Linked DNA regions of Mus musculus: region 2 is linked to region 1. Evidence: chromatin loops called from intact Hi-C (ENCODE). Cell type or tissue: left cerebral cortex. All regions are shown on one strand. Region 1 holds the start of Gm36373 (a long non-coding RNA gene). Region 2 has its middle 9.7 kb from the start of Etnppl.

Region 1 (8,000 bases):
ATTATTTCATTTTGTGCGAAAGGACGTTTTGCCTTTGTCTGTATCTGTGCGACATGTGTGCCTGTGAAGGCCAGTGGCGGGCATTGGATTCCTGGAAAGTGGAATTCCACGGTGGTTGTGAGCCACCATGTAGGTTCTGGGGATTGAACCCAGGTCCTCGAAGAGCAGCCTGTGCTCTTAACTGCTGAGTCATCTCTAGTCCAGTCCCCTTCCCATCCCCACTGTTTCTTAAGGTTGATAGTCCACAAGAGTAGGTCACACACTGCTTTCAAGAAGGACTAGAACAGGGTTTAACTGTCACCAGATGGGGCTTTGAAGTGCATATTCACATCACACAGCAGATGACAGGGACCTGTCCCTAAAGAGCCCCCTAGTGTAAGCCGGTGTCAAGGTGCCTGCCTTGTTTGGCTGATGTGGCCGCTTGCTGACAGTGATCCAGAGCCTGTCTATGCTGGGAAATTGCTTTCTTGTTCTGTTTTTGTTTGAATGCATCAGACCTTATGATAGGGAATGTCTAAGTCTGTGTGTACATACTCAGGGCTCTTTTTTATGTTATTCAGTCTGAGCATGTGTGGGGAGGGCAGCTTGAAGTGAAAGTTCTCGGAGCAGATGTCTGGGTAGATAGTGCAGGAGCAGAGAGTGAAGTGTGGGCAGGTTGCATTGGCTGAGCATTGATTTAGAGTTATCAAGGGTCTAGAAGCTGGAAAGGAGGAAAACCAAGCCATTAAGTGTTGGTTGTGCCACTCGAAGTCTCGGGGAAATCTACTTCCTACTTTACAGGTGAAAAAGCTTGACACACTAGATGCTACCAGACAGTTAACAAGACTAACGTGCTATATAAAAACAGTCTGAGAGACTTTTCAGGCCTCATGGAGTAACTCCATTTTATAGTTGAGAAAACGGAGTGAGGTTTGACCAGCCTCACCCAGTGAATAGTAAGGGTGCATCAGAGGGGGCACTCTGGGGGCCTCAGTGAGTTCCCGTGTATTCAGTCATTTGGTAGTGTGGGTAGTAAGTAGTACAGCATTTTTCAGAGTTTTGTTCTGATCCTGATCATGCCTCCATGGTATTAGATCTCAGGTGCTTATGGCAGAAGGGAGGGTTGGGACCTGAGTACCTCATTCAGTTCCTTAAAGGGGCTTCGGAGCGTCAGTGAAAGCAGCTTGATCTTTGGTGTCATCTGTGGGCACTGCTGAAGCCTGCAACTGCTTTCTGGACACTTGCAATGGAGGCAGATACCTTTGCAGTTTGGGGACTCAGGGTCAGCTCCAGGCATGTATTCCTGGCTTTCCCATGCCTCCTCTAGTATGACGAGGGGCTTTGAAATCCAAGCTAGTTTCCATAAAAAGGTTTAATTTTTGTTATAATTTTGAGAGCCCAAAGATTGCTTCTGTTAAGCTTAGCTTTATAGTCTTCATTTTTCTGCCCTTCTGTGTCTAATTGTATGTTAGTTTGCATTGCTTTGTGATGTTTTGGGAGGAAGGAGACCAGGAAGCCTGGTTATGTGTTATCACGAACCAGGGGTGATGCTGAGGAAGAGCTGTGACGTCATCAGATTCATAGTCGCCAGGCACTCTTGAATGGCTGCTTCCTGGTCGCCTTTTCTGATATGAATTCTCTTTCTGCAGGGGCTACCTGATGGGCTAGTGTCTTTTGAGAGGAAATCAGTGGATCCCGGATTTGCTCCTGTTAATGAAGTTTTAAAGGCTGACCCACTCCCTCCTGCAATGTGGAAAAGAAAGAAGAGCAGTGTAAACGCTGCACTGAGCGACACCCTAGCAAGCACAGCAGAGCTAGGACCGGAAGTCACGGGATCAGAGACAAGTTCATTACAGTATTTCCCTTGATGACCTACCCCAGTGTACCAGCTATGTTAAACGGCATTTTTTCTTAGTTTTTTATTTCTTAAAGAAAATATACTCCTCCTAAAACTTTGGTATTGAATAAAGTGATTATTTTTTACAAACCCATCATCAGCTTTTGGACATGATATTTCTGATTTTCAGAAATTAACGCAAATTGAGAAGTATATTGTGAGAGCTGAGATATTTGGACGATTGGCCAGTTCCTGCAGTGGTGCTTTAAATGGTGTGTGTGCTACTCTGCAATTTCAGATGCATACGGGAGACTTGTTTCCTGAACAACATGATGTATGAAAGGAGCAGAAATAAATGATTTTTCTAATTAACATTTTAGAGTGTGGACTTTTTGTTGTTTTGTTTCTGAGACAGGCTCTCACAGGCCCTGTCTGGTCTGGAATTTGCTATATAGACCAGGCTGGCCTCAAACTCTTAAGAGATCCACCTGCCTCTGCTTTCTGAGTGCAGGGATCAAGTATGCCACCAGAACCAGCCTAACTGAATTAACTTGATCTGTACGTCGGTAAGTTCCATCTTGCGTTGTTCCTCGGGCACAACCAGCATCTTCAACTACATCGTTAGGTGTCAGGTCCACAAGTGCCCTCTTCTCCCTCTCAGATGGGCAGACTCAGCCTGGACTGCAGTCAGAGCAAAGCCAGCATTCCGCAGGAAGTCGGGAAGCCTGTCGCCATCGGCCAGGAGGAGCCACTTCCCTACACTGACAAACCTGTTGCTGCATAGCCAAGCCTGCGCCCGACTCCAGACTCCCTCAGCCCCACCCCTGACCTGGTGTCCTGCTCCCTACTCTACTCTCTTCTCTGTCTCCATTTTCTTTCTTTCTTTCCTTCCTTCCTTCCTTCCTTCCTTTTTTTTTTTTTTTTTTGGTTTTCTGAGACAGGGTTTCTCTGTGTAGCCCTGGCTGTCCTGGAACTCACTTTGTAGACCAGGCTGGCCTCGAACTCAGAAATCCGCCTGCCTCTGCCTCCCGAGTGCTGGGATTAAAGGCGTGCGCCACCACTGCCCGGCTTTCCATTTTCTTTCTTGTTTCACTATTTTCTCCCACTGAACGGCTGCTCTAGCCCTGGCCGTGTCCAGTCTGTTTTCTCTTTCTGCTCTGGATTCTGGATGCTTCTCTTATTCACAATCAAAGCTTTAACCATACCATGGAGTGGTCATGCACAGTAAATGCGATTTCCTTACTGTGCCCCCTCGTATAGCGCATTAGGGTGCTTCCTGAGGCAGTGGTTCCACAGTTCCATGATGCAATCACAACGTGTACGCTCATCGGACTGGTAGTTTCTCATTGGCTGACTGGTAGGTGGCAGTCCCTTTCTCATTGGCTGACTGGAGGTGGCAGTCCCTTTCTAATTGGCTGACTGGGAGGGGCAGTTCCTTTCTCATTGGCTGACTGGTAGGAGACAGTTCCTTTCTCATTGGCTATCAGTAACATGTCCTGGACACATCTCTAGACCAGTCTGGTTGTATAGTTTTTCTGGCCAGGTCTTTTAGTTCTCTAACAGGCCGTGGCCTTCACTTCTTTCATAGCTCAATTCATTCTGATCATAGAATTTGTAAGTTTACAAGATTTGTCCCTCGGTTGAGTCTCCCACACCCTTCCAGTTCCAAAGGTGATCATTAGCAGCTCATTATTAAAGATTCATTCATTTACTCAGAGGGTCTTGAACATAGGATTAAGACGATGAACAAAGGCTCTGACCTCCAGCGCCGGCATTCGGTCATCAATAGATCAAACTGTTTATAAGCTGTGAGGTACTCAAGTGCAGTAGCCAGGACCAGTGTGGACGAGGAGACGGGGTAGCCGTGCTTTAAGCTCTGGGAAGGAAAGATGACCCAAAGATATCAGAGTTCAAGGCCTGATTCAGTATGCATACAGTCTCAGTTTGTTTGACTATGAGAACATCTTTTAAAGCCTTTATGTTAGGCAGACAAAAGCAACTGCAATACAGCAAGGTCCCATTTTTCTTTATTGATGGAGTAGTAACAGTTCCTTCTATGTACCACTAGGTGGTGCTATGCTAACGGTATGTTTCTGTTTCAAAAACTTGGAAATTAATTTCCAAAGCGTTTTTGAGTAATCATTTCTTTACCCAGTACAGTGAAATATTAATTTAATTAATATTTAAATCAATATTTTGAAGCATATACTTATATAAAATGTCTTGTTGGTAAAATGTACTGTGTTTATGTGAAGAAGAAGAAAAAAAAACAATACTAGGCATAAAGTATTTTACGGCAGCGTGAGCCGGCATCACAGTGCACTAGAAAGCTGCTACGACTTATTTGCTAGGCAGGTGAATGTAGAATGAGTTTTCCTGCCGGAAAGGAGACAAACTCATCTTTGACTATTGGCTCTCTTGGGAGAGGATGCTGACAAGTATAAAGTGGTTTTGTGGAATGTGAGTCGTCTGAGAGGAGAAGGAAGAAAGTGGATTTAGGAAGGATAAGATGGCAGGTGAAGTCAAGATGTCATTGGCTGGCAGGGCAGTATGGCTAGACACTGACTGGGCTGCTGTTGTGACCTGGGTTGGAGACCATCTCAAGACTGGCACAATTTGCCTGTGGAGCTGAGGTAGACCTGATAAAGGATCTGAGGTTGCCATCTTGCTCCACCCTACAATGAAGTCCTTCCTTCAAGGGAGCGCTGTGGCCGCTCAGCCAGCCTCCCCCTTCTTCTGTGGTCCAGGACCCACCCCACCGAGTTGTGCCACACAGGGGGCAGCTCTTCCAACCCCAGCTACCTAATCAAGATAATCTCGCCTAGACACACCCAGGTGATGTGAGATCTTACCAAACTGACAATGGAGATGAACCATTCAGATTAATAAAGAAGATAGCCTGTTTGTAGGACTATAAACGAGAGCCAGGGGTGGCATGGGCTTGTTATTTCAGCGATCGGGATACGGAGGCAGAAGGACTGAAGCCAGTAAGTTCCAGGCCAGGCTGGGCTACACAGCAAGATCTTGTCTCAAAACAACTGAAACCTCTCCCCGTAAGATAATAAAAAACGAGAAAAAAACAAAAACAGTAAGAAACGAAAAGAAAGAGTGTGCTGGCGATCACTGTTACTGTTTACTTGAGTTATAAAATGGGAACTAACACAGGTGCAAAGTTGGGAGAATATTGTCTGGATGGGAATGGAGCTGCTGTGAGTGCACGGCCGTTGTTTCTGTTGTATGCTGTAACCTTCCTAGCGCAGGTCGGTCTGCACGTAGAAATAAGAACGACACATTTACAGAGTCCAAAGAGTGAGTGCCAGATAATGAGTTCTATGAAGCTAGCTCCTGCCCAGGTAGCGCTTCAGCCCAGAGAACCCACAGGCTGAGATTCCGTACTGCTGGAGCCAAGCCTGCTCTCTAGTGCTCCACAGGACCTAACCTAAAGTTTGTGGGAATTGAACGTGGGTCCTCTGGAAGAGCAGTCAGTGCTCTTAACTGCTGAGTCATCTCTCCAGCCCCAAAGGTCAGTGTATTAAAACTCTTGCCAAATACTATTTTTTTAAATGTACTTACACTTTTCGTTATAATACTACGAGTTCTTAGTGGACCTGAATTTTAGCTCTTCCAATGACCAGCTGTGCAACCTTCAGCAAAATCCTTAGGTTTTCTGAGCCTCAGTTTCTCCTTGGAAACTGAAGGTAGCAATGCCTACTTCTTAAGTAAGAAATAAAGTAGAGCACAGCTTCTTGATATTACAATTCATAACAGTAGCAAAAAATTACAGTTATGAAATAGCAACAAGAATAATTTTTTCTAGTTTGGGATCACTACCCCGTGAGGAACTGTATTAAAGGGTCATAGCGCTAGGAAGGTTGTGAACCACTGCATTCGATGCTCTTTAAAGATGGCTTCAGAGCTTTCTCGGAGTTAGGCTCTGCCTCATTTTTATCGTTTTTATTTAGTATATGGTCGCACATTCTCCTCTGGGGATGGAGGGTGGGAATGTGCACATACAGTCATGTGGGATAAGTGTGATTGACTATAGAATGCCTCCACTTATGTTTACGTCCACTTAACAATGTTTTTGAGATTTATGCAGGGTGGAAAGAGTTTCTATGTGGTGTGACACCACTTGACTGAAGGCCAAGAAGCAGTCTGGTGTAATGGTTGGCTCTTCACAGAGTCTGTCTTCAGAGCCCTCTGTCAAGGATGAAGCTCCAGCAAACTCCAGTAAGTGCTTGTGTTGGCCACTGGTCCACCTCGGATCGTAGTCTCACAGCAGAGGGGGAGTGCCAGTCCAAACAGCTTTAGAATCTGACCACATCCGTGCACTGGAGAAGCTGTTAACCTCTGTTTTATTTTAACTAGCATGACTGTTTCCAAACAGGACAGTAACAATAGCTCTTATCCATGCATTTTATACAAAGCAACGGCCCTGCTCCCGTCAAGAAATGGGCATCATTTCCCTAAGCCGGTGATATGTGCTCACCCTGTGCCTGTTTTGATCAGACGATGGCACACGTGTCACTGTGCCAGTCCTGGATATTTAGCGGACCTGGCAGCTTCTGCTTCCTGCCGCTTAGAAGGCTGGTTCTTGGGATCTGCCGTCTGAAAACCCAGCTTCAAGATCATAAGTCCTAAACCACATGAGAAGCCGTTGGTAGCTGCTCCTGTCAACAGCAGCTGAACTTGGAGCTGACCGCTGTATCAGCTGCTGGCCCCGGGTGCTGGCCCCAGCTGCCCTCTGCCTGTAGCTGTGTGAGAATCGCCGAGGGAGAACCGCCTAGTGGAGCCCAGCTGGCTCCCAGTACATAACTCGGGAGCTAGGGCTAAGCTTGTTTTCTAAGGCTGTTAGGTTTGGGCGTGGCTTTTATGTGCTGAGATAACAGATGGAAACTCTGCTCGGCTTCCGGGACACAGAGGTGGCTGAAGAGGGGCCAGATCTTGAGATAGAGGTGAAAAGCGACTGGGAAGGGTTTCCAGAAAACCAGCAGGGACCCCGAAAGACGAGTGGGAAACTCAAGGCCCAAAGACTGGAAAATGATCTTGGAAGCTGGAACCAGGGGTCCTTGGTGTGGAAGGGTGACTGTTTTGCTAACGCTGTCTGCCTTTGCCAGCGTAGAAAACAGTTCAGCATGAACTCACGGGTCCAATAGAGGCGCCTCTCTGGCAGAAAGCGCGAAGATCAACTTTAGTTGAATTTGGTGGAATTGGAGGAGAGAGATGAGTTAAAGAAGGGATTGCCCAATTCCCAAATGTAGAAGAAATCGGAGAGAGCATTCCTTTCAGGCGATTGAATTCATGCTTTTTTTTTTTTTTTTTTTTTTTTTTTTTTAAATAAAGGGATTCTGCCTGCATGTATGCCTGCAGGCCAGAAGAGGGCACCAGATCTCATTACAGATGGTTGTGAGCCACCATGTTGTTTCTGGAAATTGAACTAAGGAACTCTGGAAGAGCAGTCAGTGCTTTTAACCTCGGAGCCATCTCTCCAACCCCTCATGTCGCCTTTTAAAAGTTAGAGTATCTGAGAAATTTTCCTTAGTCTTTTAAAAGAGACTTTCTTGTTAACATTTGTCGTTAACTGTTGATTTGCCACTATTTCTGTGTCTAGCTCACGAGGGTTCAGTGAGTCCTGGTCTCTTAGTCTTTTTCAGCTTCTAAAGAACCTTTGCTATATGTTGTCTCAACTCATCTCACCATCCTGGTACTGTAAGAGAGACATGGTTGGTTCCCGATACTGAGAACAGCCACAACCATCTTCCGTTGTCTCCAGTTGCAGGTCGCCTGACTTGATGCTTGCAGTAGGTTCCTTCCCCTCTGCGTGGTGAAGTATCACTACTCACTGTAAAGAGGGAGCACGTTGAGTCAGAGACACAAACATTAGCCACCGTGAAAACACCACAGGATCCTTCCCGACACTCCCTGTCCACCCTTCACATCACCCTTTGCTTTGAGGAGATAGCTAGCAATTTTAAACCCGAGGCAGATACTTTCATCTTACAAAGTTGCCAAGTCATTATCTGTATTACAGTCAATACTTTCAAGAAGAGGGCTGGGCTACCAGGCCAGTGTGTAACTTTTGATCAGAGCAGGTAACAGAAGTGGGACTGCAGGTGCTGGAGACTTTTTATTATATATGTGCATGTGTATCGTGAATATATGTATATGTATGTATATACTATGC
Region 2 (8,000 bases), 86 kb after region 1:
AATTTCTATTGAGTGCATAACTGGATACTGTTGTCAAGTTGTAGATTTTTACTTTGGGCCACAGTGGCTCAGGGATGACTGTGCTTGGAGACAGAGCCTTTAAAGGGGTGTGTAGTGCGCTCATCTGTTTGGGGGTTCTTAAAGATCTAGGACACCTGACATGAGAACACAGAGGGAACACCATGGAAACACCCAGTAATATAGGCACCTTCAGGCCAGATTAGACAAAAGTCAACATGACCACACCTCGATGATCTCAGTTGTGCTAAAGTATGGGGGTGTGCTAAGACCCGGGACCCTACTATATTATTCGCCTGATTGCTCTGAGTAACAGGCTAGTTTTATGCCAACTTAATACAAGCTATAGTTATTGGAGAGGAGGAACCTCAATTAATCAAATGCTACCAGAAGACCAGGCTTATAGATAGATAAGCCTGTAGAACATTTTCTTAACTTGTTACTGATGGGGGGAGAGCCCAGAGCATTGTGGGTAGTCCTATGTTCTATAAGAAAGCAGACTGGACAAGTCCCAAGGAACTAGCCAGTGGGCAGTGCTCCTCCATGGCCATTGAATCGCATTAGTACCTGCCTCCAGGTTCCTGCTCAGTTTGGGTTCCTGCCTTGGGTTCCATCAGAGAACTGTGAGTAAGGGTTTATAAGCCTTTCCTGCCCAAGTTGCTATTGGTCATAGTGTTTCACAATCATAGAAACCCTAACTAAGTAGCAGTCTTCCTTTTCTTACTGCTTATTGCTTTTCCTTTCGCCGTTCACACTGTCCAATGGGTCTGCTTACACATAGGGCACCATAGCTCTTTGTAGGTTTGAGGGTCTGACCTCGGCGCACTTTCCTGAAGAAGTCTTTATCTGAGTGTGTTGCAGTCTCATTGGGCATTAAGTTTTCCCTCACCTCTTTCTCTCTTTCTGTTGTTTGCTTCTGCTCAGCCACACCAGCCCACAGCTATGAAGCGCTCTTGGTGCTTGCTTCTTTTGTGGACACAGGGTCCCATTATGTAACCCAGACGACTTGGGACTTCCTACATGGTCCAGGCTGGCCTTGAACAAATAAGCCCCCTGTCTAAGAAATTCCCTTCTCTTATTTGTATGTCCTCTGAGTTTACCTAAAACTTGTTTTTCATCCCTTTAGTTATAATACAGTGGCTCGTTGGAATCTGATTCTTTTTGTTTGCAGTAGTAGTAGCATTTGTCCAGAATACTGTCTAAATCTCTTTTCTGTTTAGTCAGATACTAGAGAATGGATACTTTATAGAAAAAAAAATTCATTTTGGCTAACAGTTTCATTAGGCTAACAGTTCTGAAGGTTGAAGGACCACATTTGATACTGGCCTTATTTTGATTGTGATGGTTCGAATGAGAAGTATACCTGTAATCTCAGACATTCGAGTATTTGGTCCACAGGTGGTGGTGCTGTTTGGATAGGTTTAGGAGGCATGGCCTTGCTGGAGGACGTATGTCACTGGGGATGGGCTCTGAGGTTTCAAAGTCATTCCTGATTCTGATTCATTCTCTCTGCTCCCTGCTGAGAGCTATCTGCTTGCTGTTTCAGTCCCGTGCCTTCTACTGCTGTGCTTCTCTGCCATTGTTCCTGACAGACTATTATCTCTTTGAAACTGTAAGCGCAAATAAACCCATCCTTCTACAACTAGCCTTGGTCATTTTTGGTTACTGCAACAGAAAAGTAACAAATGCGTTATTAGAGTCCCAGGTCAGCACAGGGCCTCACCTGTCAAGAAATAGCACAGATTTATCCATCAGGTGTCTGCCTTTGCAAAGCCACTGTTATTTAATCATGGGGGCTCTACTCTAAGCCCCAAGTCCACATTAGATTTCTTCTGTGTTAACCTCAGAGTGGGGATTTAATTTCAGCCCATGAAGCATGGTTTAGGGGAATGACTTCCTCAACTGTACTAGACTACAAACATGGCAAATAGACCTTTGTGAAGACTGTGAAATCAGTATGTGTCAAAATGTTGCTAAATAGCCCTTCTGCAAGGTGATGCAGATTCAAATTATCTGGTACTTTAATGGGGCAACTTTTAAATATATGAGAGGGGTATATTTAAGGCAATAATCTTAGACCCTTAAAGCTTAGGAATGGAAAAAAATCTCTTTTTCTTCATTTCCCAATGCCCATTTATTCTAGAACCTTCAAATTACTTTATTTTGTATCTCAGTAATCACAGAGAGTTTGAGAGACTGAAGGGGAAAGTGTGAGCTGGTCTCTAGAGTTGAGCAATGCTTATCCTGGACATCTGTGCATTCCAGGACGACTCTCAGGTACTAGGGATTCTTCCCTTAGGATCTCTAACCTCAGGGCTCACCGTGACCTAGAGCCTGCCCTTTACTTTAGGCTCAGGGGAAGCTTGTGTCTCTTAACTCCTGGATAGGCAACTTCTCTACCCATTGTGCATCATTAATGCATTTTTATCCCTTTACTGTTGCATGGAAGATTTAAACATAAATTACCCATTTACATAGACAAGCTCATTTGTAAGTACACCATAGTGTCTGTTAAACTCTAGTTAGAAAAGATTTACTTGTTAAGAAAATCTCAACCCAGGGCAGAAATACCATGAGGATTATATGATGATAGACCATGAGGATTGTATGATAGACCATGAGGATTATTATATGATGATAGGCCATGAGGATTGTATGATAGACCATGAGGATTGTATGATAGGCCATGAGGATTGTATGATAGACCATGAAGATTGTATGATAGACCATGAGGATTGTATGATAGACCATGAGGATTGTATGATAGACCATGAGGATTGTATGGTAGCACTCTTTCTTCAGTTTGAAAACTGCTTAATATTCCTCCTTGGATCTCCCAATGACATTTTCTTTGGGTCTCTCATGCAGACTTAGTATAATGCTAAGTACTATCTGAGTACTCCTGGGGTTGATTTTATGTCTATGCAGATTGCAGGTACCTTAAGGGCAGCAGCCATGTGTCAACAATCTTGTGTACTATGTGTGCTGAAGTTGTCTACTAATATAAAGAGTAGGAATTGACAAATATGTGGAGAAAATAGGAAAAACATGAAATGAATCTCACCTTTTGAGCATAATGAGGTCATTTATATTAAGTGAATTTTTAGATCTTGCTATCAATTTGAAGTAGTGACTTTGCTGACATTATTATCCTAAAATGCATACATGATTAATTTAGTTTTGAAATATTAAGGCTTCAGCAATCCCCAGGCAAGTCCTTTTGCTAGCTTGACTAGAATAAATATTGGTTTGCAGTTTATGTATTTTAAAAATCTTTAAATTAAAATATAAATCTTCATCTTATTTACTGCCCAGATTTCTGGATTTTATCAAGAGCATCTTTTTTTTTTTTACTGGAGCAATGTACAGATTAAGTTGTATTTGAACCTTGTTTTATTTGTACCTGGTTGCAAAAACATATTTTAAAAATATATTTCTTTTAAAACAGAGGACATCATTTATGAGATAAAATATATACGTAGAGGTAATACATCGCAAATGAATGAGTTAGACTCAAGGTCACTAACTTTAGTAGGACTTGAAGATATCTCAACTCTTACACTAATCATTCATTATATGTATGCTTAGAAATTTGAGCTCAAAGGCTCTCTCTCAAGAAAGTACAGCTCTTCAAGGCATGCAGGGTCTGCCCTCTATTGGTGAGATGTGCATAGAGTGCTGGTTTTGGCCTGGGGAGTTAGCTTAGTCAGTCAAGTATTGTTGTAGTGTGTGCTTGTGATCTCAGCACTGAGTGGGAGGAGACAGGGGGATTCCTGGGGCTCACTGGCCAGCCTACACAACCAGATTGGCAAGTTCTAACCAGTGAGGGACCCTATCTCAAAGATCAAAGTGCACGGTGTTCAGGAGAATGGCACCCAAGGTTGACTGCTGGCCTCTATGTACATGCATACACAGGAGCACATTCACAGGCATGTATACACACACACACACACACACACACACACACACACACACACACACACATGCATACTGTACCATGTTTAAAAAAACTATTTTGTACCAAATTGAAATCAATTTTATTGGCTAGGTGTAGTGTTTATAGTAAGTCAAGTATACCCTTTTATAACTCAAAAAAAAATCACACTATGATGTTTCTAGTGTGAGACTTGAAGATATCACTGGAGGGGCTCAGGTAAAGCCAAGCCAAAGAAACCAATTGTGAGGTATTTTCAGTTTCACAGTTGAGAGAATATTGTATTATTATTGTATTGAAACCCAACAACTCTGTAACCATAATGCTCCTCTATAGCAACGAAGGAAGGCAGTGTCTCATTGGGTTCACTGTTTCAGGGGCTCAGTCTACAGTGGCTTCACCCCATGCTCTTGCGCAGAGGGTCACTATGGCAGGAGTCAGTGTGGAGAAAGTTTCTTTTCCTTCTTGGCTATAGAGAATAGAGTGAGACAAGATACCCCAGGATAGATCTCCAGTGACCCCATCCCATCTCCCACGGTCTCCAGAAGTTCTCAAGCTAGTCCCACCCACATGGGAAACAAACATCCAAACATGGGTTCCTGCAGGGGGGACAAGTCGAACTCAGATGACTCCATATAGCTACTGCAGAAGTCTCAAACAATGGAGTGGGAGTTTTAATTAAAGGAGGGATAAAGTTCAGCCCATTTCCCTCAGAGATCACATATCCTGTTTTTATGAAGGGTTTTTTTTTCCCATCCTTTTCCTATGCTGGTGGCTGTCTAAGAGTGAGTACTGTTATTAGTTATTAATGAGATTGTTTTTGTTTGTTTTTTGTCTTTCTGACAGAGGAGGGGAGCTCAAATGCAGGGCCTTGCATACTCTAAGCCTGAATTCTACTACCAAGCTACATGCTCAGACCAAGTTTCTAAAAATTTTGGGCTATCCAATTTTCAGTTCATTGCAGATATAACAATTTATTAATTTCTAATTTAGTCATAACTTTATAACTAGGTCATAAGTTCATTGAAAAATTAAAGTCTAGGTGAAATCCCTAAAAATCAATATATAAATTTGTAATTAAGTACTCAACTTTTTATTTGTTATGTGATCTTTTCACTTAAAATTAACATGTGAAAGTCTTAGGGAGGAAAAATCTTTTTATGTATTTCTTCCTATGTAGAAGAAAACCAAATTTTAATGTATTTCTCTTCATGAAGTAAAAGGTTCAAGAGTGGGCTGCAGTTCCCAGCTATGTTTCCACGTGGATATTTTCATCATTTAATAACTGTCTTTGGTGATTACAATTTAAAGTTGTGAACTACCTACTTACCAGTTTTAGTTAATTGGCACGTAGGCCTTTGCACAGTCTGAAGGAAATTCATGTGTCAGGTATGTAAAGTTGCTACCTAGTTCAAGTGGGTATATAATTTCCTTTATTATGAATCTCCATCTTAAATTTTGTTTCAGTATGAGGGGTCAAACCTAGGGGTTCACCAGTGCCAGACAATTGTGCCACTATGGCTGACCTCCACTGTACTCTTGAGCTGTTCAAGCCCAGCTTTGTGGAGACACATGGCAGAGGTGAAGTCTTTTGTTTTTCAAGTGTTGGTTGTAATTCCTGGACTATCAGGCCATATTTCTCAGCAGTTGGCTGGGTCTCATATGATTTAAGGGGGATAGGAAATTAAACTACCTCATTTGAGTCTTGTAGTGTCTCTTGTTTTTAGTTACATTGAAATTACTGCAAGAAGGCCCTGTGAAACCATGAACAAGATGGCTTGTAAAAGAAAGCATTTAATTTGGGGCTAATGGTTTCAGAGGGTTAGAGTCCATGGTCACCATGGAAAGGAGTGTGGTGGCAGGCAGGCGTGGTGCAGGAGCAGTAGCTGAGAGCTCACATCTCAGTCCACAAGAAGGAGGCAGAGACCTACCTAGGAATGGTATGGCCTTTTGGAACCCCAAAGAGTGATGCAAGTAACACACCTTTACCAAGACCACACCTCCTTTACCAAGACCACACCTCCTTTACCAAGACCACACCTCCTTTACCAAGACCTCACCTCCTTTACCAAGACCATACCTCCTAATTGGTCCCAAACTGTTCCAAGTATTCAATTATTTGACCCATGGAGGACATTCTCCATCACATACCACATCTGTATTCTACTCTTTTTTTTTTTTTGCCTTCTTGTTATGACTTAAATTGTGGCCCCTCTTCCTCAATGATATTTGTAATGTTAATCTTGGTTGTTAACTTGACTACTTCTAGCAATAACTAAAACCCAATCAGCTAGGTGTACCTGTGAAGGGTTTTTGACTAAATCATTTGATGATGGATATCCTAAAAGCATAGCAAATATAAAATTTTACACACACACACACACACACACACACACACACACACCCTAAACAGGGTTTTCTCATTTAGTGAAGGTTGGCCTAGAACTTACTGTGTAAGTGAGGATGGCATTGAACTCCTGATCTTCCTGTTTCCTAGGACTGTGAGTGTACACCAACAGGACTAGTTCTCCTAATTCTCCTGGTATAGTTTAGAATGTGGATTGCACACATCTATACCACAAGAGTGGTACCACATTTATACTACAGTCTCAAGGCGGAATGGCATAGTATATGTGTTTTTTCCTCATATCTATATCTTTATACCTTATTACATATTTATAAGTGTATATATTTCCATAGATATTCACATTTAAAGGTTATTGATGGTGTGTGTGTGTGTGTGTATGTGTATATGCCAGTGTTTACAGAGGCTAAAAGATTGGGTCCATTAGAACTGGAGTCACAGGTGTGTGGTGGTTTAAATATGATTGGCTCAGGGGGTGGCACTGTTAGGTGGTGTGACCTTGTTGGAGGAAGTGTGTCATTGTTGGCATGGGCTTTAAGAGCTTCCTCCTAGCCATCTGAAAGCTAGTCTTCTTCTAGCAGCCTTCAGATGAAGATGTAGAACTCTCAGCTCCTCCTGCACCATGCCTGCCTGGATGCTGCCATGCTCCAGCCTTGATGATAATGGACTTAACCTCTGAGTCTGTAAGCCAGACCCAATTAAATGTTGTCTTTATAACATTGTCTTGGTCAAGATGTCTCTTCATAGCAGTAAAACCTTAAGACGAGATGGTTTGACCTGGGTGCTGACAACTGAACTTTAGTTCTCTGTAAGAGCAGCAAGTGCTCTTAACCACTGAGCCATGGTCTAGCCACAAAATATTTACATTTGACACCTGGGCTCAGTGTTGTATTTGAAGTTTGCTGTCAGTTTAGCCACTTTAAATTGTTTTCCTGCTATCAGATTCACTCAACAAAGAGGCATGTGTTGGGCCTTTTGAAATGGGAAGTTCATTAAGAAACAGTGGCTAGTTCTGTTTGGGGTTTGATATATATGCAGAGGAAACAAAAACTATCTTTAATAATTATCATAGGTTCTGGTGTTCATTTTGGTCTTAAAATAGAAGGAGGATTCAGCTCTTTTCTGCCCGATGAAACAGTATTTGGGTCCTGTAGAGACTTGGAATCTCTAATCATGGATCGAGTCCTCCCTAACTACCTCTTTCTCTCAAGCATTCCCGAGAAAGGTAATTGAAACAATCCCATGATCCTCCGGTGCGAGGCTGGTAGTTTTAAGTAAGAACGTAGCGCTTAGCTTCAAATTCTGACTCTTACTGTGTTCTAGCTGTGTGAGCGTGGGTAAGTTCCTCTTCTGACCTTTGGATTGTGAATGTGTTGGAAGCGTTAACCAAGGTGATGGAATCTGCACGTCAGCATACGGCTTTAGCTCTGTTGCCTTGCCTCTGTAGCTCAGCGAGCCTTCCACTCAGTGAGTGGCAACCATTACTCAGCTCCTTACTGATGCAGCTCACAGATTCTGCCGAAGGTTTTTACATTCTATGTGTGAGTGTGAACCTGAGCTTATTTATGTGCAACATGTGTGTCCATGTGCAAGAAGGCATTAGATCCCCTGGGACTGGAGTTATAGGCGGGGTTGTGAGCCACTTGATGTGGGTGCTGTGAACCAAACCTAGCCTTCAGCAAG

What was found. Hi-C counts contacts between places; a loop is a spot of excess contacts. Peaks named below come from ENCODE experiments on the same cell type or tissue, not always from the same donor. Only the 100,000 strongest peaks of a DNase experiment are listed, where the experiment ranks them.
Region 2: it touches region 1 in a loop (4-fold over the local background); 17 of 42 quality-filtered maps call a loop at or near these places.

Annotation. Positions count from the first base shown.
Region 1 is chr3:130,690,107-130,698,106 of GRCm38, reverse strand. Ostc (oligosaccharyltransferase complex subunit (non-catalytic)) reads left to right here. Exons shown (of 4, transcript NM_025509.3): 4 at 1,629-2,190. The coding sequence ends at 1,647. It overlaps Gm36373 (a long non-coding RNA gene), which reads left to right and starts at 5,455. Exons shown (of 3, transcript XR_867641.2): 1 at 5,455-6,046. In left cerebral cortex, CTCF peaks have their summits at 380, 3,882 (motif pointing right) and 7,190 (motif pointing right); DNase peaks (open chromatin) are centred at 553 and 3,262; H3K4me3 peaks cover 549 bases.
Region 2 is chr3:130,603,829-130,611,828 of GRCm38, reverse strand. No RefSeq gene overlaps it. Among named protein-coding and RNA genes, the nearest start is that of Etnppl, 9.7 kb to the left of the region's middle. In left cerebral cortex, a CTCF peak has its summit at 3,663 (motif pointing left); a DNase peak (open chromatin) is centred at 3,679.